3 separate regions of the Mus musculus genome follow, and regions 1 and 3 are each linked to region 2. The links are chromatin loops, found by intact Hi-C in ENCODE. Cell type or tissue: left cerebral cortex. All regions are shown on one strand. Links, peaks and the distances in the headings refer to the core of each region. The heading gives the core; the rest is flanking DNA.

Region 1 (9,936 bases), core at 1,862-9,861, 59 kb before region 2:
AACCAACACCTATTTGGTGCCTACTGTGTGCCGAGTATTTCACACTCTTCAAGCCTCTAAAGCTCCCACAATATTCTGTGAAACATGTTCTGTGGCAGGGAGTTTATCCTGCCACAGAGAGCCTGATTAGCAGTTGGTATTTCCTTTCAGCTGTGAGGTGCAGGGCTGGGATTTGAACCTAAATTCACCATCTCCAACCCCAGGGCTCACCGGATTTCTGTGAAGTCTGTACTACACCCATCTGTTGTTTTCAATGAATAAGAAACACAACAGAGCCCAGAGCCCAGAGCCTGACTAGTCTCAGCTCTCCTGACTCACTTCTACATGCCACCTCTAACTGTGTTATACCAGCTTCCCAGCCCCCTACCCCGTCTGCCTCTGCAGCCAGAGCAGGGAGTCATGGCCACATTCTCCCTGAAAATGATCTTCAGCCCATCTCTGGCCAGAAGCCCCAGCAGCTGGTGACCTCTGAACCCCCTCCCTAGGGTCATCTATGTTTAATGAGCAGGATGCAAAGGGACTATAGAAGAGCGAGGAATCAGCTGCCTGGGCCTGGTTGAATTTCCCTCCTCCAAAGAACAAGGGAGGTCCCTGGTCCTGATGTCTGCTAGGCTTTGCTCTCACTTCTGCTCCGCTCCGACTGGGGCAGCTCAGGGCAATGACTGCAGAGCTGCTCATCCCTTCCAGTTCCTTGTGTTCCATTCTTAGACCAGGCACCTGTAGGTGGTTGCCATGGGAACAGCTGGCTCAGGTTTCACTCCTGGGGACCACTGAGCCTAGCCTGTGTGTGCTCCTTCTCCCTCTGGGAAGACAAATTGGAGAATACACTTAGGAGTAAGATATTCATGCAGAAGCGCTAAGCCCAGGCTAGAGGCTGGGGGATGACTTGGGTGGCTTCAAACACTTCAGCCACCTAACACCTAAGGAGTCTCAGAGCGGGTCCATCCACTGAATCTGAGGTCTTTGTATTTTGACACTTCAGCGTCCCAGATGACCCTAGGGTCCTTGGTCTAGAGTCTGAGGCTCTCTGCTATAATTTTTTGACGTGGTATTCTTACCACCCTCACACCCACTCTATCCTTTCACCCATCCAGCCAGTCTGGCTCCTCACTGCACCCTTGCCCGCCTGTGCTTCCCCCTGCTCTATTGGAAGGCTCTTCCCTGCTTAAGCGAATGCCTGGTTCAGGTCACATCTCTTCCCAGAAATTTTCCTGACCCACATCAGATACAACTTCTTCTTGTTCTAGAGCTTTCTATCACCGAGTCATTGATCACGGAACACATGTTGTACCAGACACAGTGATACAGCCCTCAGTCCCTGCACTTGGGGGGTGAGGCAGGCAGATCTCTGAATTTGAAGCCAGCCTGGTCTACCTAGTAAGTTCTAGGACAGTCAGGGCTACATACACAGTGAGAGCCTTTCTTGAGGAACAAACAAACAAACAGAAGAGCGCATGTCACCTCTGGTTTTGCCTACTGTGACACTACCCCCCACCTAACCCCCCCACCTCTATCCAATGCCAGCATCAGTGGTGATCAAGCAGCAGGTGCCCAGGAAACAAAGCTTGAATGGCCCCTGGAGAATGCAGATTGTCCCTCATCTGGCCCTCCCCCTTGCTATATAACACCATTCCTCTCTCAGAGACTCCATAGCAAACTCGACCACAGCCTGTGTATCCTTTCTGACCCATGCCTCTTTACACAGCTGCTGGCTTTGAGGGCAGAAGCCATATGCCATCCATCACTGAATGCCTGTACCTGACATGGTACTTAGGCTACAGCTGATGTCTTAGTCAGGGTTTCTATTGCTGTGAAGAGACACCATGACCGTGGCAACTCTTATAAAAGAAAATATTTAACTGAGGCTGGCTGACAGTTCAGAGGTTTAGTCTATTATCATGGTGTGACCCATGGTGGCATGCAGGCAGACATAGTGCTGGAGAGGTAGCTGAGAGTTCTACATCTGGATCAGCAGGTAGCAGGAAGAAAGAGTGACACTGGGCCTGGCTTGAGCATCTGAAACCTCAAAGCCCACACCCCCTGTGACATATTTCCTCCAACAAGGCCACATCTACTCCATATGGGCCTATGGGTCATTCAAACCACCACAGTCGATCTTCCCTGCAGACTTGCTAAATGAACACATCCCCAGGCCTCTGGTCAGACCCTTTCTTACCTTCCTGACCCAGGGCAGAAAAACAGAGGAATTAAGGGGACATGGGAGGGAAAGTGAGCCCTTGCCTTGGGTCTGCTAGCAGCATCTTGCTAGCTGAGTAGCAAGTATTCCTGCACAGCTAACAAAATCTGCTGTGAAAACTGCCTACCTACAGACGACATAGAGCTATGTCAAATGGGGATGTTAAAGTAGCAAAGAGAGCCATGGGTAAGCCATGAGCTCGCATAAACTTCAGCTAATCCTTCTCTAGCTACCAACCTGGACATTTCACAAACAAGACTACTAGAGTTGTTTCGAGACAGGGTTTCTCTGTGTTGTCCTGGCTGCCCTCTGTAGACCAGGCTAGCCCCGAATCACAGAGATCTGCCTGCCTTTGCCTATCGAGTCAAAGGCGTGCACCACCATCAGCTGGCTTACTCGAGGTTTTTACAGTAAAAAATAAATAAATAAAAAATATGCATCTTTCCTCCCTCATGCAATCCTCATGACTCAGCACAAATTCTGACCAGTGCACCTCAGAATCCACCCTTTGATCTATTTACTAAAAACAAACTCAAAATTCCTTCAAGTCCCTTAGGAAAACACTATCTTCAGAAGCCACCCAAATTGTACGTGTGGTGATTGTTAAGACACAGGTTGCAACTGTCTCTGGAGGCGCTCACACCCACGCCTGGGTATGTCCTCTTTTCACTAAAGAGTTTCTCCTCCTGGCAGTGTTCATGCTGAAGCCATGCTGAATGCTCTTAATGAACTCCAGCTCCACTTTACACCCATTCATCCTGAACTCCTTTTCTGCTGAGCAGCATTGCTTCAGCCGAGTGGAGGCTCTGAGAAGAACCCTTCTTTCTGGCTGTGTGGGTTTTAGCAGGAAGCTGTCTCTGATCCCTGACTCTCCCCACTCCCCTTCCTGCTGGGCTCTTCCTGCTCACCGATTAACAAATGAGCAAGGACAACACCTCACAGACAGACAGACAGACAGACAGACAGACAGACAGACACACACACACACACACACACACACACACACACACACACACACACTGTCACCTCTCTCTCCTGAACTGCCACCATTCCGCCCCGTCTTTCCAGCTCATTTCCTTTCCAAGGCCAGCTTCTGGACCTCCAGCCCTTGCCCTTTCTTTCCAAATGCAGCAGCCTGACTCCAGCTGTGACAGGCTTTATTCCCCACAGGTGGAGATCATCTTGTCCTTGATTCTCTTTCTGAGGGGGCCCAACCCAGTACTCTGTCTTAGATCCTTCCTGCAGGTAGACTCTATGGCTCTGCCCCATCGTCCCAGCGAACACCTGACTTTTATTGTCTCTGTCTTAAATGTACACACACACACACACACACACACACACACTCATGCATGTGTGCACACATACCACAAAAACGTATACATACACCACACACACACACTACACACATACAACACACCACACACACACACACAATACACCACACACACACACACACACACACACACACACAACACACATATAACACACTACACACACAATACACCACACATACACACACACACACACTACACATATACAACACACTACACACACACACACTGAACACACACATGAACATACACACACACTGCACAAGAGCAAACATACACACCAAACGTGCACACCACATGCACACCACACACACTACACACACACACACACACACACACACACACACACGCTCTCCTGAGCGTGCGTCTTTGTCTTCCTCTCCATCATTCCAGCCTCCATGCTCTCTTCAGGTACAAATCAGTGGGAAATGCCTCCCCAGACACCATAAACGCTTTTAATGGAGACCAGGAACTCATTTTAAAGATTTTCCTCCATTTTCTGAGCCATTACAAATTCCTGGTACCTGGGAGTCAGAGCAATTGTCCCCAGGCAGGCAGACATATTTTACTGGACATACAACTTTTTAAACACACAGAAAAAAAAAAAAAACAAAACCCTACAATAAAACTCACTACCCAGACTTTTAAACTGAGCTATCTGTCACTCACCCTAATTCTCCTCTTTCAATGGCCCTTTCCCTTAAAAGGCTTCTAAAGGGCCTCACTCAGCCAGCTGTTAGGCAGCGCTTGGCTCCTGCCACATCCTCAGAGCTCAGCGTGTGGTCACGTAGTCTCCTGCCCATACAAGCCACTCTAGTGAGATCCTCAGCGAGACAACACAGGCTCATTAAACGTTTGCAAACGAGTGAACAGTGAACGTACGTATAAATGAATGAAAGGAGACAACAGGGAGAAGAGATTCCAGAAGCAGATCAGCTCCACAGCCAAGAAGGAACGGGGGTTGGGAAGAGGGAGAGGACATACAGTCCTGGAAAAGCCACAACACATAAATTGTGACCAATGACCACGAGCGACTCAGGCTTCCTGTCTGCGTCTGCTTTCAGCTGAACATTCCCCTTTGCTGACACGGCTCCTGGTCCACAGCTGGGGAAGCTACGCACGCGTCTGCCCCATGAGCAGGTGCTAAGTTAGAACCTTAAGCTGGGCTGTTCTTAGAATCCTAGGTTCACTGGGGGCGTGCTGTGACCAGTTAATGGAAGATTCAGAAAGTTGTTCCCTTCCCTCTTATTTACCATCCACCCACCTGGCAGGAAAGGAGGTCCCACAGTTCTGTTCCTCAGCCAGAGACCAGGGACAACAAGGTGGCTTGTCTGCATTCCCTGGAGACACGGGCACGACCAACACCTTTGTTCCTTTGCGTATGCTATGCCTTCAACCTGGCAGGCCTGGCCTCCCTGGCTGCAGCTCCCTGTCAGAGAGCTTACTCTCAGCACTATCACTGTGCCAGACTCTTGGGAAAACAAAAGAGCAAACCAAGCTTCTCACACCTCTCCCAGAGCCTGAGAGCCTTCTCTCACAAACCCACTGTCCTGGGCCCCGGAGCTGATGGTTCAGTTGTGACCCTGTTACAGTGGCTCTCAACTGAGAACAGAAATACTTCTGGGGACTCTTGACTAGACGGACATGTTACTGGCATCCAGTATGCGGTGGCTGTGGATGTTACCAAACATCTTCCAATGTTCCGGGCAGCACCCTCAACTGAGGGCTATCTGGCCTCAGTGTCGGCAATGCAGAGGTTGACTCTTGTCATCACACCTGCTCCTCTCTATAGAGCTCAAATCCCTCGAGGAAAGAATCCATGAACCGAAGGAGCTGCAGAGGGTCTAGAAACTCCGAAATTAAATGCAAATCTTATACCTGCGTATAATGTTCATTCTCTGGAAAGAAAGACTAGTGAAGAAGCTAGTTAAGAGGCCCTGCGGTGGAGGCAAGCTCTGAGCCTTGGGCAGCCCAGTAAGGAAACCATGGAGTATACAGTTTACAGTATACAGACACTTAGCAGGCAAACCCACAGCCCAGATGCTCTGAGATCCTTATCTGAGCATCCACCAACACTCCCATGAGCACTCACACCTCTCTCAGAACGTGGGCCGACTGAGCACCACAGACAAAGCGCCCTCCTCCAAGTCTACTCCTTGCCTTTCCAACCAGTAGCTTCTATAAAAGGCTTCTACAAAAAAGAAGACCACGGGGCTTCCATAAGACACTGGCAGGGATTTTGGTGGGAACGCTGGGATTATCCGTCTCTGGAAACCCTTCCTCGAGCTGGTTAATCCCTAATGAAGACCTTGCCCTCCATTCCCCTCCTGACTCCCTGGATAAACTGAGGCCTTAAATTCAAGGTTAGAAGTGTGTGGAGAGCCAGACACATAACCTCATACACAGGTCCCAGCCTCTGCTGCTCCCCGTACCAGCCTTCTTGATGGAGATAGAATTTATCAATGTGAGAGCAATTTCACTCTATCTTGTCAGGGACAGGGGAAGGAGATAAAAGGACATTTGACTCCCTGCTGTCAGCCAGGGATGCTAATGAATCCTTTGCTTCCGAAGACGATTATCGAACAGAATAATTCATCGCCAGAGATTAATTGGACTAATTATGTTGGCTCTCAGAATCCCCTGTATAATTATTTTGTATTGGGCCAATGTCAGTGATAATCCTGTGATACAGGAACCTCTTCTCCGATGGGAACAGCCCTCAGAACTGGATGCCTGGGTTTGACCAGTGGGCAGGTGTCAATGACACGGACAGCCATGTTTCTGCTCTGATCTGGTTATGCAATGCCTGCGTTTTGGATGCTTATCCTTTATTCGGGGTAATATGATCAACTGCTAAACCCCAGATCACTCTCCACACTCCCTCAGTGAGCGCATTACTCTAGATCTCCCAGTTCTTTCGGGTTGACATCACTCCTAGGAAGAGGCTGGCCTGCTCTAGGCACACCTAAGTGCTTTGTCTCCTTAATGCTGACCTTCACCCACCATCCCTGTCACCACACCAAGGAGCTGAGAGCCCAAGGCCCAGCAGCAAGGTGAGTCCTACTCCGCTCTGACTAGCCACGACATCTCCTTATTTCAGTTAGCAATCTTCCACCAAGATCTATCTATGAATGTAAAGCTTGAATGAGGCACACAGTCCAAGTCACTCTGACCCGTCATAATCTGCAGTGCCACACCCCACGTTCTGGAGCAATTAGACACAACATGGCCAGGTAGTCGCTCTCCTCGTCAGTGGTGCACAGGTGAATTTAGAATGCTTGGAATCGTGTTAGAGGAGTAGGGGCATATAAGAACCCCTGGCTTCTTCCTCATCTGTCCACATTTGAGGGCTAGCTTTGGAGAAACGGACTTACCACTTTCTCTTTCCTGTCCACAAATGAAGCTCAGCTTCAAGAAAAAAACAAACTTGAACCAATATCCAGGGCCAAATAGAGTAGTATCGCTTAGGATAGATAGCTCTAGCTAGATTCCCAGCTACACGGAGACTCTATGTAAGCTTAGGCAAGGGTCTTCAAGTTCAAAAGTCTCAATTGTTTTTTTCCCCCCGTGGTAAATGAAGTAATTATATTTACTTTTCAGAGTTTCTAGAAAGATTAAATTAGCTAGCACATGTTAAGTGCTAGTATAGGACCCCATATCTTAACTCAAACGTTGTCATCTGTTACTGTAATTATCCCATGTATCCCAGGTATCCCAGCAACACCTGGTTCCCTTCGGTTTTAAACCGGGATGTCTCCCAAGGGCCCTCAGCCTTGAGCTCTTGTTAGTCCTCCAAGGAGCTGGGGGATGACACACTTCAGATGCATACAAGGCAGAGAATTTCCTCCTGGTGACTGGAGATGGGCAATCTCTAAAACCTTTCCAAGATGGCTACCAAGACTCAGTCATGGAAATATATTTATCCATGGTAAATCCTTCGATGGAAGACCACATGTCATTCCATGTAACAATTCAAATATTTGCAGATATGCTGGCAAAGGAAACTTTCCTGGATATGCATACTTAAGAGTTCTGAAGAAAGACGGGTGAGCATTTACAAGCCTGCAAGGAGCTGAAAGGTTTCTGTTAATGGGTAACTATGCATAATCGCAAAACACCTTTTGAGCCAGGAAGGGGCTTAGGGATCGAGTGGTAAAGCAGCTGGCGCTGGCACTGGGGCTTTGGGCTGTGGCAGCAAGTGAGCCACCTCCTGTCATCAGCAATTCCTGCTGTGGACAAGGGCACCGGGAGTGCAATCTGAGGCTGGCAAGAGAGGTAGGCTGCAGGGGTTGGGCAATTCTCCAGGAAGAAAAAGATGTTTGCTGCCCGGAAGCCAACTTAAGAGCTTTCTAGGAAGCAAAGGCAGCCAGATAAGTAGCCAAGAGAAAGCCCACCCACAGAGGCTGTGACAATGGGCAATTGGTATAGGGTGGCAACAAGAGGCACATGGAGATAAATACAACCTTGTAACAAAGTTGCGGAGTTTTAAGTAAGAGGAAATTAAGTTAGAAAATGCTGGAGGCACTAAGGACAAAGTATCCAGGGGCTGGAGAGATGGCTCAATGGTTAAGAGCAGGTGTTGATTTTGGGACTTCAGTTCCCAGCACCCACATCTGGAGGCTCACAACCCCAGCTCCAGGGATATGAGTCCCCTTTTTAGTCTCCAAAGGCACCTGTGCATATATTCACACACCACCAGCATAATTAAAAATAATAAATCATTTCTAGATAAATAATCGTTTCTAAGTATCTAGTAGCAGGGTAGTGGTGGCACATGCCTTTGATCCCAGTGATAGAAAGGCAGAAACAGATGGATCTCTGTGAGTTCGAGGCCAGCCTGGTCTACAGAACAAGTTCCAGGACATCTGGTGCTACATAGAGAAACCCTGTCTCGAAACAAAACAAAGCAACAACAACAAAAAGTACCTAGGAAACTCTTGTTTCCTGACATTTAATTACAAGGCTTATGAAATACCTTAACTACATGAATTGGTGTATCGGTGGGGACACAGAGAAAATTCTGGTGTGACACAGAATTTTGGAACAGACCTCTGCATCAAGGAGTATGACGGCTGGTAAGCTATTTCAAGCGTTGTGGATTCTACTGGGAGATCTATACATGCCTTGATTATCACCTCGTGGAAATGAAGTACTAGTGGCTGGGCCAAGGGGATGGCCAGGGATTGTCCTTGAAGATTCTACTTCAGGCTATGGAAATGGATCCTAGACACTCTGGCTTCACCCCAGGAAGTATCAGGTGTTGAGGGAGACAGATAGGGACGGAAATGAACAGAAACACCCAAACAGGGGTTAACAGACACCTTGGCAGAACTACAAGCTGTTTCCTTCCAGAATTACCTGGCTCGGGAGGTGAGAGCTAATTTGCCTGGAAGCCTCAGGGTTGAGAGACACAGGCACAGGTCTGAAAACCCTGAACACACCTGAAGGAGCAGATACGGGACAATACATTTCAATTCAACAAACACCGGAGTGCATGCTAAGTGTCTCTCGGCCTCTAGAACAGTCTTTCGCTTAATCTTAAAATACTGTGACTGCAAACAAATGGTGTTTGAAACTCCCAATTTATATAGTGACAGAATGTTAATATTTAAAAACCTGATGTTTTAAAAAGCAGCATAAAGGGAAGAGTAGAATGAACCACGTGATTCTAGGTTAGAGTTGGAAAAAAATCTCTATTAACTAATGTTTATTTACATACCAAGCTAATGATTATTCATATATTATTATATACCATCTATAGAGACATGGTCCTATACAGGTTAACACAGGCACACATACTTTTAGTGTTGCCAACTGGAAGGACCTAGAAACAGCCACATTTTAGCAGCAACGAACAAATCCAGAAAACATGTCTCAGTTCCTAATTCCTCCTCCAATCAAAGCAACAAGGGTCCCTTAGAAAAATGGCTGATGCTTGGAACACTGAGGCAAAGAAAATGCCAACTGGGTCTAGAGAATTTTACAGGGTCAAACAATAAAGAAAATTAAAATTTGAGAGGTAGAAGCAGCAAGAGGAAATAGCTCAGATTTGGTGAGTGCCCAAGCAAACCCAGGAGGCAGAGAGATGGAGAGGAAATGGTTAAAGAGCTGGGAAGCAGGACAAGCCAGCCTGGCCAGCCTGGACTGGATGCCCCCTCCGTTTCCACCATTTATCCCTAAGTATCAAGACTGTTGCAGAATTCTCCCAACACAGCAAAAGGAACAGCACAATAAATTCAACCCCATCTACAAAATGAAAAATACAGTCTTGAGCTGTATCTCAGAGGATATGAGGAATACCCACAAGTCCATTCTGAGATACTGCAATCACTGAGTAAATAAATAAATAGGGAAAATAAGTTCCCCTGCAGAAGGATCACAATAATTTATGCATCTGATCTGCATGAT
Region 2 (9,936 bases), core at 1,161-9,160:
CCTCTCTCCTTTCCTCTTATTCATACTTTGGTGGCATGATGCCATTACTGAATGAGCTAAAGGACCTTTCACCTGCTCCATTAGAGGTGGTTAGCAAAGCCATGTGCGTTCAGGAACTATGACAAGTTTTCTGCTGTCCCTCCAGTGTCATTACCTCCAGGACCACAGCCAAGGCTCACCTGGCTCCTATACTTCCCCACTCTGCACTCAGAACCTGCCCACCCAGAAGAGCAGAGCAGAGCAGAGCAGAGAGAGAGAGAGAGAGAGAGAGAGAGACCCTTTGCTTGTCCTGCCTTGTCCTCAGTCCTGCAGGAAAGGACCAATAAATTCCCTCCCGGGGCACTGATGTTAGGAGGTGTGGCCTTGTTGGAGGAAGTGTGTCACACTGTGGGGATGGGTTTAGAGACCCTCCTCCTAGCTGCCTGGAAGTTAGTAGTCTTCCCCTGGCTGCCTTCAGAACAAGATGTAGAACTCTCAGCTCTTCCAGCGCCATGTCTGCCCAGATGCTGCCACGTTCCTGCCTTGATGTTAATGGACAAACCCCCTGAACCTGTAAGCCAGCCACAATTAAATGTTGTCCTTATAAGAGTTGCCTTGGTACCAGGCGGTGGTGGCGCACGTCTTTAATCCCAGCACTTGGGAGGCAGAGACAGGCGGATTTCTGAGTTCAAGGCCAGCCTAGTCTACAAAGTGAGTTCCAGGACAGCCAGGACTATACAGAGAAACCTTATCTCGAACCACCCCCCCTCCCAAAAAAAGAGTTGCCTTGGTCATAGTGTCTCTTCACAGCAATGGAAACTTTAAGTTACTCCCAAAGAAATCTAGGAGTAGCTCAGGCAAGTATTGCCTGTATCTGCTAGAACATGGAAAAGTATTCAACCTGCCCAGGCTAAGCCTGAAAAAAAATGAAGGCAGGATAATATTGACAAATACTGAGGTACAGACCCTGAGTCCTTCCACCAGGAGAGAGCCCCCAGCTTTAGTCCATGGCCCTAGTGGGGCTGAGAGTGGATTTAGTCTGTCATCCTCCTTTTACCCAGTCCTACCCATCCTTTAGTGGTCAGCTACATACTGACCCTGCCTAGAACACTGAGCTGTGCCAGGCTCTGAGATGTTGAGCTAACCAGCAGTCCACCCACAGCAAAAGCTTTAGACTACTGTACCCAAGCTCAAGACGTGGCACGTCTATGGTCTACCTCCTTGGTTAGCTCCTGCATGGCCAATTTCTGCTTCCATTGTTGATCCCAATCCAAATACAATGTGAGGACCAAATCCAGCTAGGCTCCTCAGACCATCATCCCTCTGGAAACTACGTCTTTAAGAGAATTCTAGAAGTTGTTTCTTGGTTCAGAGTATCTCCACGGTGTTGCCTCTTGATTCAAAGGCCATCCCAACCCCCCAGTAGGAGCCCAGCTTACCGACCTTATCTGCTGGGGACCTCCAGCTCCTAGCTCTGCAGGGTCCAGTCTAGACTGTCTTGCCTCAGATGTCTCTACACCCTCTGGCTAGGGCAGGCCCGATTTCCAGCTCTCACGGTCTGAAGGCCAGGCTGCTTCTAGCTCCCTTGCTAATGGAGTACACCCACACCCCTGCTTTCACTAGATCATCATTTTTTAAAAAGCATGATGGGAGAGGACTTTTAAAACAGGACCTTGGTAGGTCACTGGGGCCCTGCCCTGCCTCTCCACTGCAGTTGGGACCTTGCTTGACCCTCCTCCTCAGAAGGTAGTCTTTTAAGAGACTGGAAGCAGGTGACAGTCATTGTCCTAGGTGACAATGTGAGAACCACATTAGCCTCAGAGTAATGGAGAATCACTCTCCAGGCAGCAAATTATTGTAGTCTATGGCAGGAGGGTCACCAAGGGCTTCCCTCGTTTGCCTTTGAGTGTGCATCTCCAGGTACCGAGCATCTGTAAGGGGAACACAAAGGATGCCTAGCAGACACACCCGCCCTCACCAAGCTATTCCCTATGTGTCGGGGAACAGTCTCTTAGTGAAACATCATTTCTAATCCTTACAACAACCTGAGAAGGGAAGTTCTACTATTCCCCTTTCACCAGACAGGAAGATGATGCTGTGGGTAACTGAGTTAGACCACATTCACCATCAGCAGTGCCCCGTCTCAGCCTCCACACCCCTTGTTCCATGATGGACCCTCTCTCCTTGCTGTGATGGCTGTACTGAGTCTCTCAGAGATAGAGCTGAGAGGAAGACTTAGTCCATAGGTTCGAAACTAGAGCAGAAGAGAATCACTCATGGGTAGTATGGGGGGGGTTCCTTCTTTTCTTCCCCCAGCGTTCCTCATATCTTACACATTCCCTGCCCCTTCACTCTGTTTGCTATGGGTTGGTTGACGTGAGAGTGGATGGGGTATGAAGCGGGGGTGGGGGTGGGGGGGAGATGATTGATGTAACCTCGCCTAACCATAGGTCTAATATGCCCAGTTGGTGGCTCATGATACATGTGAGCTAGGGTAGAAGTTTACATGATGGCTAATCTTGGTTGTCAACATGACTGTTTCTAGAATCAACTTAAACAGCTGGGCATCGCTGTCAGGGGCTTTGTTGATTGGACAATTTAAGATAGGAAGAGCCACCCTAAGTATGGACGCATAAGAGGATGTAGAGGAAGGATGCTTTTGCTTTTTGCCTGCTTGGCTTCACTCTTGCTGGCAAGTTCATCTATCCTACTGCTAAGGCATTCCTTTGCTGGTATCAGAATCTACTTGTACTGGTTGTTTTTATGTGTCAACTTGACACAGGCTGGAGTTATCACTGAGAAAGGAGCTTTAGCTGGGGAAATGCCTCCAGGAGATCCAGCTGTGGGGCATTTTCTCAATTAGTGATCAAAGGGTGAGGGCCCATTGTGGGTGGTACCATCTCTGGGCTGGTAGTTTTGGGTTCTATAAGAAAGCAAACTGAGTAAGCCAGCGGAAGCAAGCCAGCAATGAACATTCCCTCCATAGCTTCTGCATCAGCTCCTGCTTTCTGACCTGCTTGAGTTCCAGTCCTGACTTCCTTGGTGATGAACAGCAGTACGGAAGTGTAAGCCGAATAAACCCTTTCCTCCCCAACTTGCTTCTTGGTCATGATGTTTGTGCAGGAATAGAAACCCTAACTAAGATACTACTTGTAGGGGATTCCAATGTACACAGAAGCCCAGCAGCTCTCTCAAGATCCTCTAGATCTCCAACATCAGAAATCCAGTCTCATGGACTGAAAAACTATATGATTCTTGGTCTTTCTGTCAGGAGATAGATAGACATTGCTGGGTCATCTGGACCACAGCCTATAAGCCACTCTGATAAATCCCATAAATACAAGTGGGATTTGTTGAATGAATAATATGAATATGTTAATGAATGACTATAAATTAGTGAAAATATGTATATACTCATTCTGTCAGTTCTGTTTCTTTAGAGACCTCTGACTAATACAGCTTAGGAGAAAGATTGTGGAAATGGGGGGCCGCATGGAGAAAGACACATGGGGGGCACTCTGGACAATGGTGCCTCCTGAAGTCATCAATAGGCCCAGATATTTTCTCTTGGAGCACATCCAAATGCCTGCTAGCTGTGGCACCTACTGTATCCTTAGCAAGCCAAATGATTTTGGGAATTCTGTACTTGCTCTGGGGCTCACTCTGGCTCCTGTTCTGTCCTCACTTCTTATTGTTTTGAGTCCTGAACAGGCAGAGTAAGGCAAGGCTGGGGAGATGCTTGACTTTATTTAAGGTGGCTACTAGTACCATCATCCTTCACGACACCTTCACAGTGCATCTCAGGAGGAAGGTCAAGGGCAGAAGAAAGCTAGGGATTGAGCTGGAAGGGGAAGCAAGGGAGCCATTGAGAGAGGAGGGGGAGGGGGAGAGGGAGAGGGAGAGGGAGAGGGAGAGGGAGAGGGAGAGGGAGAGGGAGAGGGAGAGGGAGAGGGAGAGGGAGAGGGAGAGGGAGAGGGAGAGGGAGAGGGAGAGACCACCAACAAGATCCCAGGAGTCCCTTAGTTTCCTCCTTCTGAGGATCCCCACCTTCAACCAGTTACATGAGGGAGTTGGTATTCCCTGTTTCAAATAGCATCCCACTTTCAAAAAGGTTCTTGGCCTGATCTCTTTGTTTAACATTCACACACCCTAGCCGGGTACCTTCCATTTGCCATGTGGTTTGCCAGGTACTATGTCAATCAAGATGGCAGACACCAGGTTCTGCTCTCAAGGGCTGAGAGATACACCAAGAACCCTGTGCAGTGAGCTCTGTAAGAGGCAAAACGAAGCACCACAGAGACATCATGGCCAGAAAAGGATGTGGTATCTAGTGATGCCTCAGTGAAGAGGCAGCAACAAGGCTGGCAGTTGACAGTCTTGGAAATGGTGGCTTGGGATAGGGTTCCACACATCCATGGGTTTGTCCATCAGCCCCACCATTCAGACCCTTCTCTTCAAAGAGATTCACTACCACAATGATAAAGAACAAAGTTGGGAGCCACCAAAGCTTCTGGACCCAAAGTCTGGCCCTGGCTTTTGCTTTTGGTGTGTATGACCCCTGGGAAGTTTTAGAACTTGGATTTTCCATTCTACAAAATGAAACCAAGACCAGCACCTACCCTACTAACACAGTTTCAATAAGTAAGTTAGTTAGATGCAAAATAAGTAGGTTAGAACCATGCCTTGTCTAGCATTCAACAAATACTGTTGCTAGGCCCTCAAAGACTAACTCTTTCTGTCTATCTCTCTGTCTCTAATATTTTATCACTAGTATTTGTTTATCTGAGGCAGAAATTCATATACTCTAGGCTGAAACTCATTGCTTAACCATGGATGACCTTGAATTTACCATCCTCCTGCCTCCACTTCCCATTCACTAGGATCACAGATATCAGCCTCCCTGTCTGGTTTATTCAGTGCTAGAGATCAAACCCAGGGCTTCTTGCATGCTAGACTCTGCTAACCTACATCCTTAAATAACCTTCCTTATCTAGTTTCCCTCATCCTGTGTCCCCAGGATGGAGGCTGAGCTGCCTGATTCTCCTATTAGAACTCTCTTCATTGGGACATGCACGGCCCACACTGGGTAAGATGTCACCCAACTGTCTGCCAGAAAAGGGGGAAGAGACTGAACAGGTTGAAAACCATGCCATGTCACACTAAGTGTATAAAGGCTTCCAGTGCTCTGGAAGGCTCACCAGTTCCTGCTCTGTGGCTTTAGACAGCTCATGTTCTCTAAGCTTGGAGTCTTCACCTGCAAAGTCTAGTCATGGGATTTCAGGAAGATTAAGTGAAGGAATAAAAATAAGACACTCAGCGTGGTGGCAGGCCTGTGGTGGTGACAGAAATGATGTCAGAGACAACATCTGTCCCTCCTCCAAATTCAGATGCCTGATGTCCTGTGGGTAAGCCAAGGGGGTGGTGGCCTCAGGTAGAGCAGTGCCAGGACCCCAGCATGGTGTATGGCCCCCTCACCAAAAAGTTCAGCTTGATCCCTCCACCCTACCCCCTTTTTGTCTATACTCCAACTGTCTACTCTCACACACTTATCCTGGTGCGACAAACACATATTTAAAGCTTATTTATTTTTAAATATTATGTGAGGGTGTGGGTGTGTGTAAGTGCAGGTGCCTGTGGAGGACAGAGGATCCACAGGAGCTGTAGTTACAAGCAGTTGTGAGCTGCCTGGTGTGAGTCCTCTCTGAGAGCCGGAAGTGCTTTTAACCCACAAGTCATCTCTCTAGTCCCTTATATGTTATTTTTAAACTAAACTCTTTTTAAAGTTGCCTTTCCAGGCTGCATGTCTGACACCATTCTAAACATTCCACCTGCAATGACTTGCAATGTCCTACCAATTGGTGTCACCACCGTCCCTACTTCAGAGGCACAGACTATGGGGAGGTTAAGGGTCTTCCTCAGGATCACACAGCTTACAGAGGGCAGAGATGAGGAGACAATCCAGCTAGCTCCTGCGCCTATGTTTGCAGCTAGCCCCCTGCATCTGCTCACCCAGCAGCTGGAACCTGCCTCCTTTCCTGCCTCCACCCAAGCTCTTCAGACTGTTCACTCCGGCCCAGGCCGCATCAGGACAAATGCCAGCTAACTGGCTTAATGCTCTGCAAATCCCAGAGCCAAGAAGTATTTTGGGCCTATAAATATTTCAGTGTAGCTTAGAAGGTGGTGAGAACCTAAACGCTAGCTCTCTCCATTCTGCAAGGCCTGGGACAGGCGTTGGGGAGGAAGGCAGTCCCCAGTGAGGCTGGGAACTATCCAGATGGCTAGTTCTAGACTGTCTTTTCTCCGCCCTACTTGCCCTTGAACGGCAGCCCGCAGTCTCTGCAGGGTGGGACCGGCCGTGGTGCTGATAGGACAGCTCCTCCCGCAACTGCCGGTTAAAGGAGCCACAGCTCTTTAGAGGAAAGAGTTAAGATGCCCATTTCACAAGGTCGGAACATCTTAACCACACTATGAAGAGTATGGGTATATTACTTTGAAATAAATTTAAAAAAAGGGTGGAGGAGAAGAAAGGGAAAGTGGGGAGAGAAGAGCCCTGGAGCGTTCCACATAGTACAGAGTGGTAGCTAAATGCAGATCCTGAGCCCGCCTGGATTTGCCACGCCCCCACACACTGCTATGCAAATATGGGCACTGATGCTTTGTGCCCATGGTATAGAAGCAGCCCGGAGCACTAGATATACAGACGGGGGGAGTTGTGAGAAAGGGTACAAGAGTCTCGTTCTTACACAGTGCTGTCTGTTAGTAAGGCAAGTCCTCATCACAGCTCTGATCTCTCTCTGCGGTCAGCCATTTCAAAGCAGTACAAACCCTGCACAGAAGGTTTCACTTCTGACCTAAACTTCATCTTCATTTGAGTCTCATTAGGTCAGTTGATTTATGCAGGACTGGAGTGGAGTGGATATATCAAAGCTAGGCACAAATTTTCCTATGTTTAAAACTATGGCAGGGGGCTGGTGAGAATACACAGCAGTTAAGAGTATACTGCGTAGGCAAGAGAGGTGGGTCAGTACGTGTTCTTGAAGACAGCCGGAGTTTGATTCCCAGCTTCCACAGCAGACAGCTCTCAACAACCTGTAACCCTAATTTCAGGAGATCTGATACCCCTCCAGCCCCCTCAGACACCTACACATGACGAATGATCATTAAAACGAAGACAAAACATACTGCTCTTTCAGAAGACCCAAGTTCTGCCTCCAACATCTACACCATGCAGTTTACAGCTGCCTGTAACCCTAGCTCCAGGGGATCTGATGCCACCCCCTGTACTCAGTGGGCATGTGCATTCAAGAGCACACACCTACACATAGACATACACATAGTTTTCAAACAGGCTGGAGAGATGGCTGAGTGGCTGAAAGCACTGGTTCCTCTTCCAAAGGACTTGGGTTCTAGTCCCAGCACTTGCATGGTGGTTCACAAATGTCTATAGGACCAGTCCTGTGGGATCTCAAGCCCTTTTCTGGACTCAGAGGGTATTAGGTATGCACATAATACACAAACATACATATATGCAAACACTCAGAAAATAAAAAACACATAAAATAAACATGTCATGTGTTAAAAGAGAGCGCATTGTTATGGAATCCTCCTGAAAGTGAGGCCCTCTCCAAAGGAAGATAGTCTAGGCACAACATCTGGGAAAGGAGGGTGGGTAGGATGACACAGAGGGAGGCAGGCTTGGGCCATAGGAACTTACTGCACGCTGTCTTACTCCATCTGCCATGGGTCTCTTTGCTGTTGTAATCCTGACAGTACTTCCTTCCTATAGCCTAGCCTCCATCCCTGACATCACTTCCTTCCTATTATAGCCTAGCCTCCATCCAGGCTTTTCTTCTGGCTGGGACCCCTGTGTGGTTCCCAAGAGGCACCGAGAACAGATAGCTATGTCTGGGGGCTGAGCCATCACATCAGAGAAGAGACAGCTGAGTCCTTTGGTGCCACAGCAAAGTGGTGGCTTGGGCTACTTTACCCTTTGGACAAACACCACACACACACACACACACACACACACACACACACACACACACACACAAAGACTCTATGGTCTCAATAATTTGTTTCACAAGCTGAAACTAACCTCCAAGGTGTAGCATTCAAAGGCCGGGATCTTGGGAAATGACTAAGTCAGGGCAGAGATTCTATAAACAGGATTAGTGCCCTCTTCCACGTGGCTTAAGAGAAGCTGTTGTCCTTCTGTGACGTGGTGACGTGAAGACACAGAAGAGCCGGGACAAGAGGTGGCCTTTATCAGACAATGAATCTGCTAATGACTTGATCTCAAGATCTCAACTTCCAGAACCATGATCAACATATTTCTGATGCTTATATGTTCCATAGACATACATGCTTGTACCAAACACACAGAGATATGCACCGATCCCCCGAGATACACAACACTCATACCCAGACCAGACATACAGGGGCACACACTTGCATACAGGCACAGGTAAACCACACATACACATACATACACACTCACTCATGAATACACACAGTCACACACTCTCATACATACACATGAACTCACATACAAAACACACATGTTCACCCTCATATGTTCTTAAACGCATACATTATTTTTCAAATTTATTTTTTAATTTGTTTAAAAATTAGCCCGTTTTGACTTTTTCTTTTCTTTTTTTCTTTCTTCTTTCTTTTTCTTTTCTTTTTTTGAGACATGGTTTCTCTGTGTATCCCTGGCTGTTCTGGAACTCACTCTGTAGACCAGACTGGCTTCAAACTCAGAGACTGACCTGTATCTACCTCCTGAATGCTGGGATTAAAGACATGTGCCACCACCACTTTGCTAACCTTGCTTTTTTTGGTTTTGAAACAGGGTCTCTCATTATGATCAGGTACTTGCTAATTCAGCTGACTGGCCAGGAAGCCTCACGGATCCTCCTGTCCCTACCTCTCCAGCAATGGACCTATAAGCACATGCCACCATTGTCCCCAGCTTTTAAGTAAATAAATACACTGGGAACTAACTTGGGCCATTATGTGTGCATGACAAGCACTTTACCAACTACACTGCCCCTTGCTGTCCTTCCCTTTGGTCTGTTTCCAATTCAGTCCGGTGGCCTGTAGTAGCATCCGGCTTTCCTTGGAGAACGGAGTTATGGACCTGATACAATTCATGTGTGATACCTGGGGCAGGATGTACAGGCAAAGACAGGCATGCTCTGCCTGCAAGGAAGGAGCTTGTCCTGAGTCACTGTGTGAAGTGGCAGCAGAACCTGAGGCGATCACTCAGCCTCCCATCAATGTTAAACCTCAATCTTTCTCAGATCTGAAATTGTAAAGAGACTCTCAGGGTTGAGGATGAAGCCACCAGAGACATTTATTTACTAGTGTTAATCTGGTCTAGCCTCCAACCTCTGACAGCCTCTGAGAACAGACAAAGGACAATCTAAGAGGTGTCTGTGACATCCGCCACCAATCTGGCTGCCAAGTCCTTGGCAGAGAGGGGAATCACCCTAGGCAGCATAGAGAGGAGACAGGGCAGGCGGCTAGTGTACCCATTGAGTGGGTAGAGGATTGGCAGAAGGCAGAGGAAATGGCTACGACTTGGCAAAGGAGCAGCGTGGGCTCAGTACCCTGAGCCCGCCTGGCTGGCTCCTGGCTCACAACAGGGATTAAGGTTGTTCAGAGGCAACGGAATCCACTATTTCCCTCCCGTATCCCCTCTGAGCCCCAGGCCTCTGGCAGTTCTTAAAAAGTCCCTGATCCTTCAGACTGGCATGGCTTCTTTTCTGACCTAAGAGTGGCATGTGCTTACAGAGGAAGACCCAGCTCCTGAGATAATCTCAGGCGCTCAAAGTGACTCTGTGTAAATCATCAGGCGAGAGCCCCGCATCGCCTCCAGCCAGGCCCTGCTGCTCCCAACAGAGGCTTCTGAAAGCTGAAAAGCCCAGATTCGGCTTGCCCACCACCTACTTC
Region 3 (9,936 bases), core at 211-8,210, 50 kb before region 2:
GCAGCCCTCAGCTAGGCAATACCACCTCTCATCTGGGCTACCCCATCTCAGTCTCCAACAGAACCCCCACGTCCTGCCCCCTCCATCTCCTCACCGCCCCCCCCAACCCCATCCCTGGCATCCTAGCTGAAAGCAGACGGTGGGGAGGGGCTGCCAAACTCAGGCCCACACCCTCCGGCCTCTCTTCCCACCTCTGACAGGTCCTTCCTTGAGGCTTTTCAGTCTGAGATAAGTATGCAAAGCCTCAGCTGGGGAGGCACCGCCTTGAGGCTGAACAGGCAGCGATTGAGTGGGTGGTAGGAAGCAATGCATTAATGGGATTGAATGGGAGTGCAACACTGCAGGAAGCAGCCTCTTCTGGAGGCTGGATGAAGCCAGAAAGCTAAACAAAATTGTGGGGAAAATTACTCCTTCCATACTCCATTCTTCCTTTCTTAAAGTCACTGAAGCCTCTGCCGTTATCGCCAGGGAGTTAAGAATGAAGGTTCAGGTGTTTCGGTTGACGAAGTGCTTGCTCTGCAAGCATGAGGACCCGAGTTCCATGCCCACCCCCACCCCCCGAGATGCTACATTTTTTAAAAGTTGAGGCTGGTGGTGAGATTTTGTAATCCTAGGGCCAGGGAAGTGAAGATAGATGGATTCTTGGGGGCTATCCAGCCAGCCTAGCCCATTGGAGCCCCGTGCCAGTGAGTGAGAGAGACCCTGTCTCAGAAAACAAGGTGAATGAACATCTAAGGAATATCATCTGAGGTTGACATCGAGCCTCCATGTGCATATACACACAGATGAACACGCACACATATGAATATGTGCGTGCACATACACACACGTACACATGTGCGCACCTCCATCAAAAAACAAGGCTGCAGGGTTCAAATGTGACTGCGCTGGCTACCAGCTCCTGACCCCTAGCAGACATGATCCTTCTCTGTGTCCCAACCCTCTGCTGGTTAGTGTCTGCCAAGCTAACACAAACTAGAATCATCCAGGGAAGAGGTGGGAACCTCAGTCGAGGAATGCCTCCACCAGCTTGGCCTGTGGGATGATTTCTTGATTAATGATTGATGTGGGAGGGCCTAGCCAGCACACACACACTCCTTCCTCCCGTGGGCAGTGCTACCTCTGGGTAGGTAGTCCTGGGTTATATGAGAAAGTCGACTGAGCAAGAAAGGGTGTAATCCAGTAAGTAGCATTCCTCCGTGGTCCCTGCTTCAGTTGTTGCCTCTAGATTATTAACCCTTTCTTACCCTCAATGTTTTTTGAGAAGCTAAAATAAAATAGGGCAATGTCCTCCGGTGTCATCTATAAAACAGAGGTAGTAGCGCCTGTGTCAGAATTACACCGAGCACACCATTGCCTGGTTTGGTACAGTGTGGTGTACCCAGAAGCCCATCCGTGCATTACATCATCAGACACTGCTGACTCCACTGGCTGCTTTCATGGATCATTCAGGAGTGTTCAGAAGTCCTGCTTGCAGTAGGAAGATTTAGCTGAGAAGTGGGAGGCCTAGGTTTGAGCCCTAGGAGGAGGCCTGAGCTCAATCGTTTAAGCTCGGAATGCAGCTCCCTTGTCTGTGTACCTGGGATAATAATTCAGGGTCTGCTCTATAGGGAGTATATTTATATGCAACTATGAGACAATAAGACCACACATGGCGGGCTGGAGATATGGCTCAGTGGTTAAGAGCACTGACTGCTCTTCCAGAGGTCCTGAGTTCAATTCCCTTCAACCACATGGTGGCTCACAACCATCTGTAATGGGATCTGATGCCAGTGTACTCATATACGTAAGACAAATAAATAAACCTTAAAACACACACACACACACACACACACACACACACACACACACACACACACACGCACACATATGGCAGGAGACACTGGAGCTTTTCAAAGTTGAGACTCTGCGTATTTCACTCCCCCATCCCTTGCAGGCCATCAGGTTCCAGAGTCCATCTTCCAGGACACTGAGCAGGGGCAGGAAGCAGAGCCAGCTGGTATTGGTGAAAGTTTCAGGCTATTAAGGGAGATTTGGGGTCAAAAAGAGACTTGCCGTGAGAAGGCAGGATTCTCTTGGTTTAGGAGGAATGGGGACCCAGGCGTGAGTGGGCCAATGCGTTCCCACACTGTAGAAGCAGTTCAAAGTGGGGGTGAGGGGCAGTGTACACAGGCTCCCGGCCTGGCCAAGACTTCCATGCCCATAGCATGACAGCAACAGGAAACTCAATAGCTTTAACCCTAACCTACCCACTAGGGAGCTATTGTCAGTCTGAGAGCAGAGGAAGCCTGCAGAGGCCATAGTGTGCTCTCTCAGAGCCCATCCTGAACTCTCCTGGCTTCGTTGCAAGTGTTGGCTTGGAGGAAAGGACCACAGAAACTCTGGAATGAAACCTCTTGGAGTTCAGGTAGGTAACAGCTCAGAATATGAATTATGTGGACTTGGCAACTGATAGGGTATCTGCTGAGTGTCCAAGTTTGTGGGCTGGTATTCATGTGTATTACAAACAGACTCCAAAGTTCTTAAGAAGTATAGAGTGCCAGAAACAAGGTCTACGACACGATCATTAATTACCTAATTATTTTGGCATAAAAAATGCTCGACAGGGGAGGAATAGGGGATGTTCAGAAGAGCCAGGAAGAATTTGGACTGCAGCCCTTCAGAAACTGTGTCTCCTCTTGGCAGAGCTGGCGGAGCACTGGGGGCAGAACAACAAAGCACCCAGGCCCTGGCCTTGCTCAGTCAGGCCAAACCAGCTCTGTGCGGTTCTCCCTAGAGCGTCTCCAGCACAGCCAGCTTTGTCCCCCAAGTCTTGCTGATTCTTCTGTCCTGGAGGTTCCAGGAGACACGTGGCACATGGGAGAAACAACTGGTCCTGTCTCCTAAGAGGTAATATGTGGTCTCCTCAGCTCTCACGGAGCTCTGGTCTAGTCATAGGGGTGGGGGAGGGGGAAGGCAGAATCTCCGAGTCCTGAAACCTGAGCTGAGCCTGGCTCAAGTTAAGGGCAGCTTTCAGGAGAAAGTTTTCTCAGGCTACAGCCTCCACTGAGCACTGAGCACTGAGCACTGAGCACTGAGCACAGGGCTAAATGCCTCAGAGGGGCCCAGGTCCCCAGGTCACACCCTGTGCTCTCCCTCCCTAGCCTTCTAACAGGTCTGGAGGAGGCTCCCAGGTCTGCCCAGGGTTCATTAACAGCTCCATCTCTGACACGCCCCCCCGCCCCCCCCCCATCACCTTTTTGGTGAGGGAGAAACTGAGGCCTAGGATAGTATAGAATACATTCTAATTATGAATGACAACTGCTGGACCAGGCCACACCACAGGGACAAAAAAAAAAAAAAAATGTTTCTTTCTTGTGAGATTCCTCTCCTGCCTTTTCACTTCAGAAAATGGCCCAGTGGTTCCACCGAGCAATGGCCCATTCCACAGACTGTTCCAGCACCATCCTACTGTAGGCAGTGCTGCGGGGAGGAAGGCAAGAGGTGGGATTTAGCATGCACTCTCTCCTGCCTCTGTGAAATCCAAACACCATTCGCCTCCTTTGGTGTTTTCTGTGAGGCCACATTGAAGAGCAGGCTCCTCTGTCGAGCAGCTCTTCTGAGCATGCCCAGTGCCTGTATGGCTCGCCCAGTGCTCATGACAAAGGGACCTTCAAGTCAGGCCCTGTCAGAAAAGAGACTGACTGTGAGAGACGGCTGGGCCTGGAGTCTCTGGCAGGAGCCAGGCATATGAATTTTGCAGATTTCATGGTGGTGCCGAGGAGCGGATCTGGCACTGAAAGATACGGCTGGGCAAAACACTCACCAGGGAAATGGGAGACATGTTTTGCATTGGACGACCTCTGGGAGTGTTCCTGGGAGTATCAGTGTCATTTCTCAGAAGTGCTGGGCTGGGCTCTCCCACCATTCCCGGGGAGGAACTTGAGGAGCCATGGAACAGAACCCTGGGAAGTGTGCACTGCTGCAAATGGTCCCCACTGCCCTTCTTAGCTGCAACCCATCCCCAAAAATAATTTTTGATTTTATACATGTTCCCATGGCAACCTGAGTCCCCATCAGCCAGAGGGTTACCATGGTGACTTCTTGGCTCTGTCCACAGCTGAGGCAGGCTCTGTTCCTTAGCTGGCAAGCTGGGCTCACAGGGAGTCAGGTGAGGAGAAGACTGGAGCTGGGGCTGGCCAAGGGCACTCAGGGGGTCTGTTAACAGCTGCCTGGGCCAAGCAGAGATGTCTCAGAGCAGGAATTGGCCTGGTTTCCAACCAGCCTGAGAAACACTGCTGCAAGCTATCCCAGGTCCTCAGTCCTCCCTTCCAGCCACTAACCCAGGTCCTCAGTCCTCCCTCCCAGCCACTGACCCATGTCTCCAGTCCTCCCTCTCAGCCACTGACCCAGGTCCTCAGTCCTCCCTCCCAGCCACTGACCCATGTCTCCAGTCCTCCCTCCCAACCATTGACCCAGGTCCTCAGTCCTCCCTCCTAGGCACTCACCACACTCTACCCCCAGATGGCACACCTCTGCAGCTGCTTCTTTCAGCTGATGCTTTCCTTGTTCTGGGATTCTCTTAAGAATCCATCTCTAATTCTGTCTGTCCTCCTCAGGTCCAGTCCTCAGCATCCCCCTGGCATTTCTAGTCTCAGTTAATCAGGTCCAGACAGATCTTGGGCAATATTCCATGTCTACGCTCTGAGTAGGGTTGGCATTCAACTGCTGTGTCCCTTCCTATGTGCCACAGCTGTACCCACCACCCTGTGCCTGGCCCGTTTCCTGCCAGAGCCCGGAGCTCCTGGCCGTTGGTGTCCTCTCTTCCCTGCCAGCTGAGGGGCTCTCCATGGGGAGGGTCTGTTGCTTTGCTTTGAATTTCTGTATTGAGGTTGGCCAAGGATGCAGAGCACGAGGGAGCTAAGAGAGTGAACATGCTGGGGGTGGCTGAGAGCAATGGGCTTAACACTTCCAGCCGTGAAAGAGAGGAGAGAAGGATGTGACCGAGTCTCACTTTAGGAGAGGCTAAGAATAATTAAGAACTCAACTTCAAGGGCTGGAGAGATGGCTCAGCAGTTTAGAGCACTTGTTGCTCTTGCAGAGGATCCACGTTTGATTCCCAACATCCGCATGATGGCTCGAAGCCATACCTAAGTTCAGTTTCAGGGGGTCCAATTTCCTTTTCTGGCCTCCTTGGACACATGGTACCACAAACACACAGGCAGGCAAAATACTCATAACTATACAAAGAAATAAATCTTTTTTAAAGAAAGGAAAAAAAAAAAAGAGAATCCTGCTTCAGCTGTTTCATGGTCACCCAGTCGTCCCTGTGCCTGCCTGCCTGCCTGCCTGCCTGCCTGCCTTCCTTCCTTCCTTCCTTCCTTCTTTCCTTCCTTCCTTCCTTCCTTCCTTCCTTCCTTCCTTCCTTCCTTCCTTCCTTCCTTCCTTCCTTCCTTCCTTCCTTCCTTCTCTGCATCCATCTGATCATCTCCAGCTACTATGCCAAGAGAAGGAACAGGCATGGAATCTGGGAAGTGTGTGCCTCCCACGACGATCCCTTACAAATGCACGCTTGCTCTACTCTTGCACGCCATGGCCCATCTGTGAGTCTTGCCTGCCCACGTGCAGGAATCCTTGTCTTCGTCTTAAGAGCAACCTATAAAATATGGGGACACACTCTGGAAAAAAAAAGTGGTTTGTTTTTTTTTAAACTTTTACTGCATTCTCACAGAGCCTAAAACAATGCATTCATTAAAAAACAGTGAGAGTGGATGATTAAGCTCACTCGGGTTTTGTTTTTTTTTAAAGCCTGTGAAAAGTGTTATTTTTAAAATTAACAACAGTACTTTTTAAAAAGCCAAGGACCGGGCTTGTTCTTGACTCTAATGCCCACTGGGCAGTGGGTAGAAGAGTTTGGAACCTCAGCGTTAGTCCATCAGGCTCTGGAATTGATAGAGCAAAGGCACCCAGGCATCTCATGGGGCTAGGAGCTCACATAGCACACCTACTTTGAGTGAGCATAAAAACCAGGCTGGCTTTCCAGGGCAACAGAATCCAGCTCTGACTATAGACACACAGGCTTTTTTTTTTGGATAGGGTTTCTCTGTGTAGCTCTGGCTATCCTGAAACTCACTCTGTAGAACAGGGTGGTCTCAAATTCACAAAGATTTTGTCTGCCTCTGTTTCCCAAGAGCTGAGCTGCTTTCTTAAAGTGCCATGGCTATCCCACGTTGTCTCTGTGGCCTCTTGGCAGCCAGGAGCCTTAAGTGTTTAACATTGCAGGTGTCTGGGGTTCTAACACTCATGGAGCAGGTTCAGACGAATGACCTAAACCCCATGTGACCTCACTTCCTGGCTGTTCAATGGTTGAGTTTACTGTGCAGACAGTAAACCCTACTCTGCAGTGCTGTGGGGATTCATGGTTCTACTCTGTAAAGTTCCTCAGACAGTGCCTGGCACAGAGAGAATGTTCTAGTATCCAACGTCTTGGTGAACTGGCCTCCCAGACAGGTCCCAGGGATCTCTGTGCTCAGAGAGAAGGTCCTTTAAAACCAGGGCTTTTCAAAGCTCAGGCAGTAGTAACTCATTTGTAGATATGGTAATCAACACAGCGGACTGCAACCAGCTCAAGGAAAAAACCAAACATTCAGTAAAACAAACCAAGTACATTCTACATAACAGATTCAGAAATTTACAGATTCAATATGTACATGCTGGGGTTGGTGGAAAGTATAATACTGATGGGGGGGGCTTAAGGTTGAAAACAAAAACCAAAACAATAACAAGAAGGCACACTGACTGCCTAGGCTGCTGTTAGATAGTAGTGTCAGTGAGAATGAGCTCTTGTGTCCTAAGGAAAGGAGGGGCTGAAAAGGAGAGGAGCCATGGCTCAGGGTAGGGGTAAGAAAGGAGGTGGAGGTCTGGATGGCAAAGCTGGTCTTACATCACCCACCTCTCCGTCCTAAACTGGGCCTAAGCCTTCTGCGGATTGGAGAGGCTTCCAACAGTCCCACCTCAAGCCTGACATGACAGCTGGTAGACTCTTCGAGGAATGCACAGTGCCTGCAGAGGTCCCCCTCCCTCCCCCAATGCCCATACATCTGTGTCTGCTGGTGATGACAAATGCCCTCACGCCCGCAGCAGCTAGGAAGGGTAGAGCAAATATCCTCTCCTTGCAAGAGATGCATCAACTGAGGACCCGGGAGGTAAAATGAGTTGTTCAGGGTCACAGAGAAATGCGAGGCCAAGCACACAGTCCTCACTATTGGCAAAGCGCCATCTACTTGTCTTACCTGTCATGGCAGCAGAGGCGGGGTGGGAGGCAGGTATAGGGGTTGTCAGGTATGTAAAGGGGTGCTTTAACACATGGGGTCTCTCAAGAAAAACTGTGGGAGTGGTCTAAATGTCGGCATAGCAACTCGGAACACCAACACTTAACATGAGTCATGTGGCGGGCAACAGTGTGCCGTCAGACAGTGTGTGCATTGGCGACCATTACAAATGCCAGGCTGGGTGGCCCACCAGCTTCCAGGGGTTTTCCTCTCTCTACCTCAAATCCTCACGGGGGCCTTGAGCTCATACTCACCTGCATTACTGTGCGGGGCTTGTCCATAGGTTCTGCAGGGGTTTGCTCAGCAAGCACTTTACCCACTGACCCACCTCTCCAGCCCCTCAGGGACCAATTCTACACTTCTTCTGTGACCTCTATTGTAGTCAAACTTGATGCCTAAGTAAGTGATTTAAGGCACTTAGGGCGGGTGTGTGTGTGTTGCCTCTAACTCTTTTATTTGGGCACACATAGGGTGGCCATGACACACATCACAACAGTTAGCTCCAAGAACATCACATTAGTGTTCCCTGAAACTGCAGATAGCATGACTGTCCTCACCACCACCAAATGCCATTGCAATCACTGTCACCCTCTTACCTTCCCTGTATCCCTGATTACTTTTCTACTATCATCACTGGTCCCCACAGCACCAAAAACCTCAACATCACCACCACCACCACCACCACCACCACCACCACCACCACCACCACCACCTCTACTGCCATCACCATCTCTGCCATACTCACTGCCTCTGCCACTACCCTGGTCTCCCCCACACCTTCCCACTGAGGACAGTGTGACTGCCCCTCCCTCTTCCCTGAGTTCATTTTGTACGAATCCTGTGGGCCCTAAGTTCAGTTAAAATTAGCTGGCTTTTTGACAGGTGGCATTACTAGAAAAAAAATTAGAATTTTTATAGCTTTTAGTCAAACGTGCACGCTTTACACGTAAGAAACTTTTATGTGCAGGCAAAATAAAGTTTTGTCGGTTTAACTTTTTTTTAATGGAAATGAAAACTATCTAGATATGAAAACTTTAACGCACGAGGGCAGGGCAGAGATGATCACATCTTGTCCCTAAAGACCTTGCAGTGGGTCAGGGGACACTCTCTCCAGGAGCACAGGTCCTGACCTTCCCCAGAGGGGCTGGCTGGGGGCTCCCCCTCTCTGCTTGCATTCTCTCCCTGGAGCCTGTTCACCCCCTTCGCCCTCCGATGCTCATGTCTGCACTGCTAATGCCCTTCTCTGAGCATCATGACGTCACCCAGATGGTTCCCATAGCCTTGGGGTCTTCTAGGTAGGACTCTACCACTCTTGCCTCCCCCACTTACGCTCTTCAACAGCTGCCTGAGTGGCTTTCACCAAAACACAAGCCTCGAATTACTCCTCCTCTTACAACCTTTCCTGGGGCCCTGTGGTGGAGGCAGTGACGCCTGCCTTGGGTCTAGGAGTTTAAGGCCAGCAGGGTCTACAGAACGAGTTCCAGTCAGGACTACACAGGAAAACCCTATCTTGATACTGCCCCCCCCCAGAACAAACAAACAAACAAAAAAATCAAACCAAAGCAAACAAACAAACCAAACTTTTCCTGACTTTTCACCAAGCTTAAGGGAAAATTCAGAATTTTGATCCTACCTTTCAGGTCTAACTCATCCCAGACCCTGCCCCTATCCGCCTCTATCCGCCCCAGTGTCATGGTGGTGCGTCCCTACTGCCTTGGCAATCTGCTGCTCCTCATAAATACTTTGGCTCGCTCAGACATCAATACCACTCGTTGCTTTACCTGGAAAATCTCTGCCTAGTCACAGGGCCCTGGCTGACCCATATCCTGCTCGGAGAAGCCCTCTGACCAGCCCCTGTAACCTGCGTCAGCATGCCTTCTACTTTCTCTCCACATCCCTGAACAAGTATTGAGGAATTATGATTCTTAAAGACAGGGAGACCAGGAGGAGGGCCAAGCTGGGCAGTGAGTAAGGACCGAGCAGTCAGGAAGGCCAATGGGTCACTACCTCAGCACACAGTTCTCTAGCCTAAAGGTTCCAAGATGCCTGCTAGCAAACACATTTCAGCACTAAAAATGTTCAAGAAGGATAGCCTGGCCCATCTGCACCTGAGCACAGAGCCTGTAAAGATAGAGAGAACAGCGGAGCTGAGATGTTGGCCACTGTGGTGGGTGAGGCTAGGGGCCTGTGGACCCTGGCTACTGGGCTGAAATACAGAATCACCCTGGCCTACTCTGAGAGAGGGGCTTGGGATTCTGAAGACATGATCTCATCTCCCTATCCCCACTGTCACTACCCTTGCTTGGCTGCAGAGGGAAACTGAGGCAGTTTTCTAATCCCCCTCTGTAGAGGGAGGATAGGAAACCCAGTTTCTTGGGTTTGAGGCCATAGTCCCTAACAGGGTTCACATTGCCCCATCCAAGACTGTTGGGGATCTCTGTCCTGCTCCTCGAGGTGAGAGCATCTCCCTACACTTGGGACTGTTGCCCGTAGAGGATCCTTCATCATGCTGAGGTTTTCAAGACAGGGTTTCTCTGTATAGCCTTGGCTGTCCTGGAACTAGCTCTGTAGACCAGGCTAGCCTCAAACTCAGAGATCCACCTGCCTCTCTCTGCCTCCCAAGTGC

Evidence for each region. Peaks named below come from ENCODE experiments on the same cell type or tissue, not always from the same donor. Only the 100,000 strongest peaks of a DNase experiment are listed, where the experiment ranks them.
Region 1: a loop joins it to region 2, with 2.6 times the contacts of the local background. A loop is called at or near these places in 4 of 42 quality-filtered maps.
Region 3: it touches region 2 in a loop (1.9-fold over the local background); 2 of 42 quality-filtered maps call a loop at or near these places.

What each region holds. Positions count from the first base shown.
Region 1 is chr1:135,550,482-135,560,417 of GRCm38, forward strand. All of the region lies in intron 1 of Nav1 (neuron navigator 1), which reads right to left. Among named protein-coding and RNA genes, the nearest start is that of Nav1, 30 kb to the right of the region's middle. In left cerebral cortex, for the core only: no CTCF peak of the experiment used is centred there; DNase peaks (open chromatin) are centred at 2,868 and 5,602.
Region 2 is chr1:135,609,810-135,619,745 of GRCm38, forward strand. It overlaps a transcript of Nav1 not described here. Among named protein-coding and RNA genes, the nearest start is that of Gm4793, 17 kb to the left of the region's middle. In left cerebral cortex, for the core only: no CTCF peak of the experiment used is centred there; DNase peaks (open chromatin) are centred at 5,384, 5,602, 6,234, 6,587 and 1 more place; H3K4me3 peaks cover 409 bases; H3K27ac peaks cover 952 bases.
Region 3 is chr1:135,561,229-135,571,164 of GRCm38, forward strand. The region is part of intron 1 of Nav1 (neuron navigator 1); the gene reads right to left. Among named protein-coding and RNA genes, the nearest start is that of Nav1, 19 kb to the right of the region's middle. In left cerebral cortex, for the core only: no CTCF peak of the experiment used is centred there; DNase peaks (open chromatin) are centred at 290, 2,663, 3,692, 4,081 and 5 more places; H3K27ac peaks cover 2,033 bases.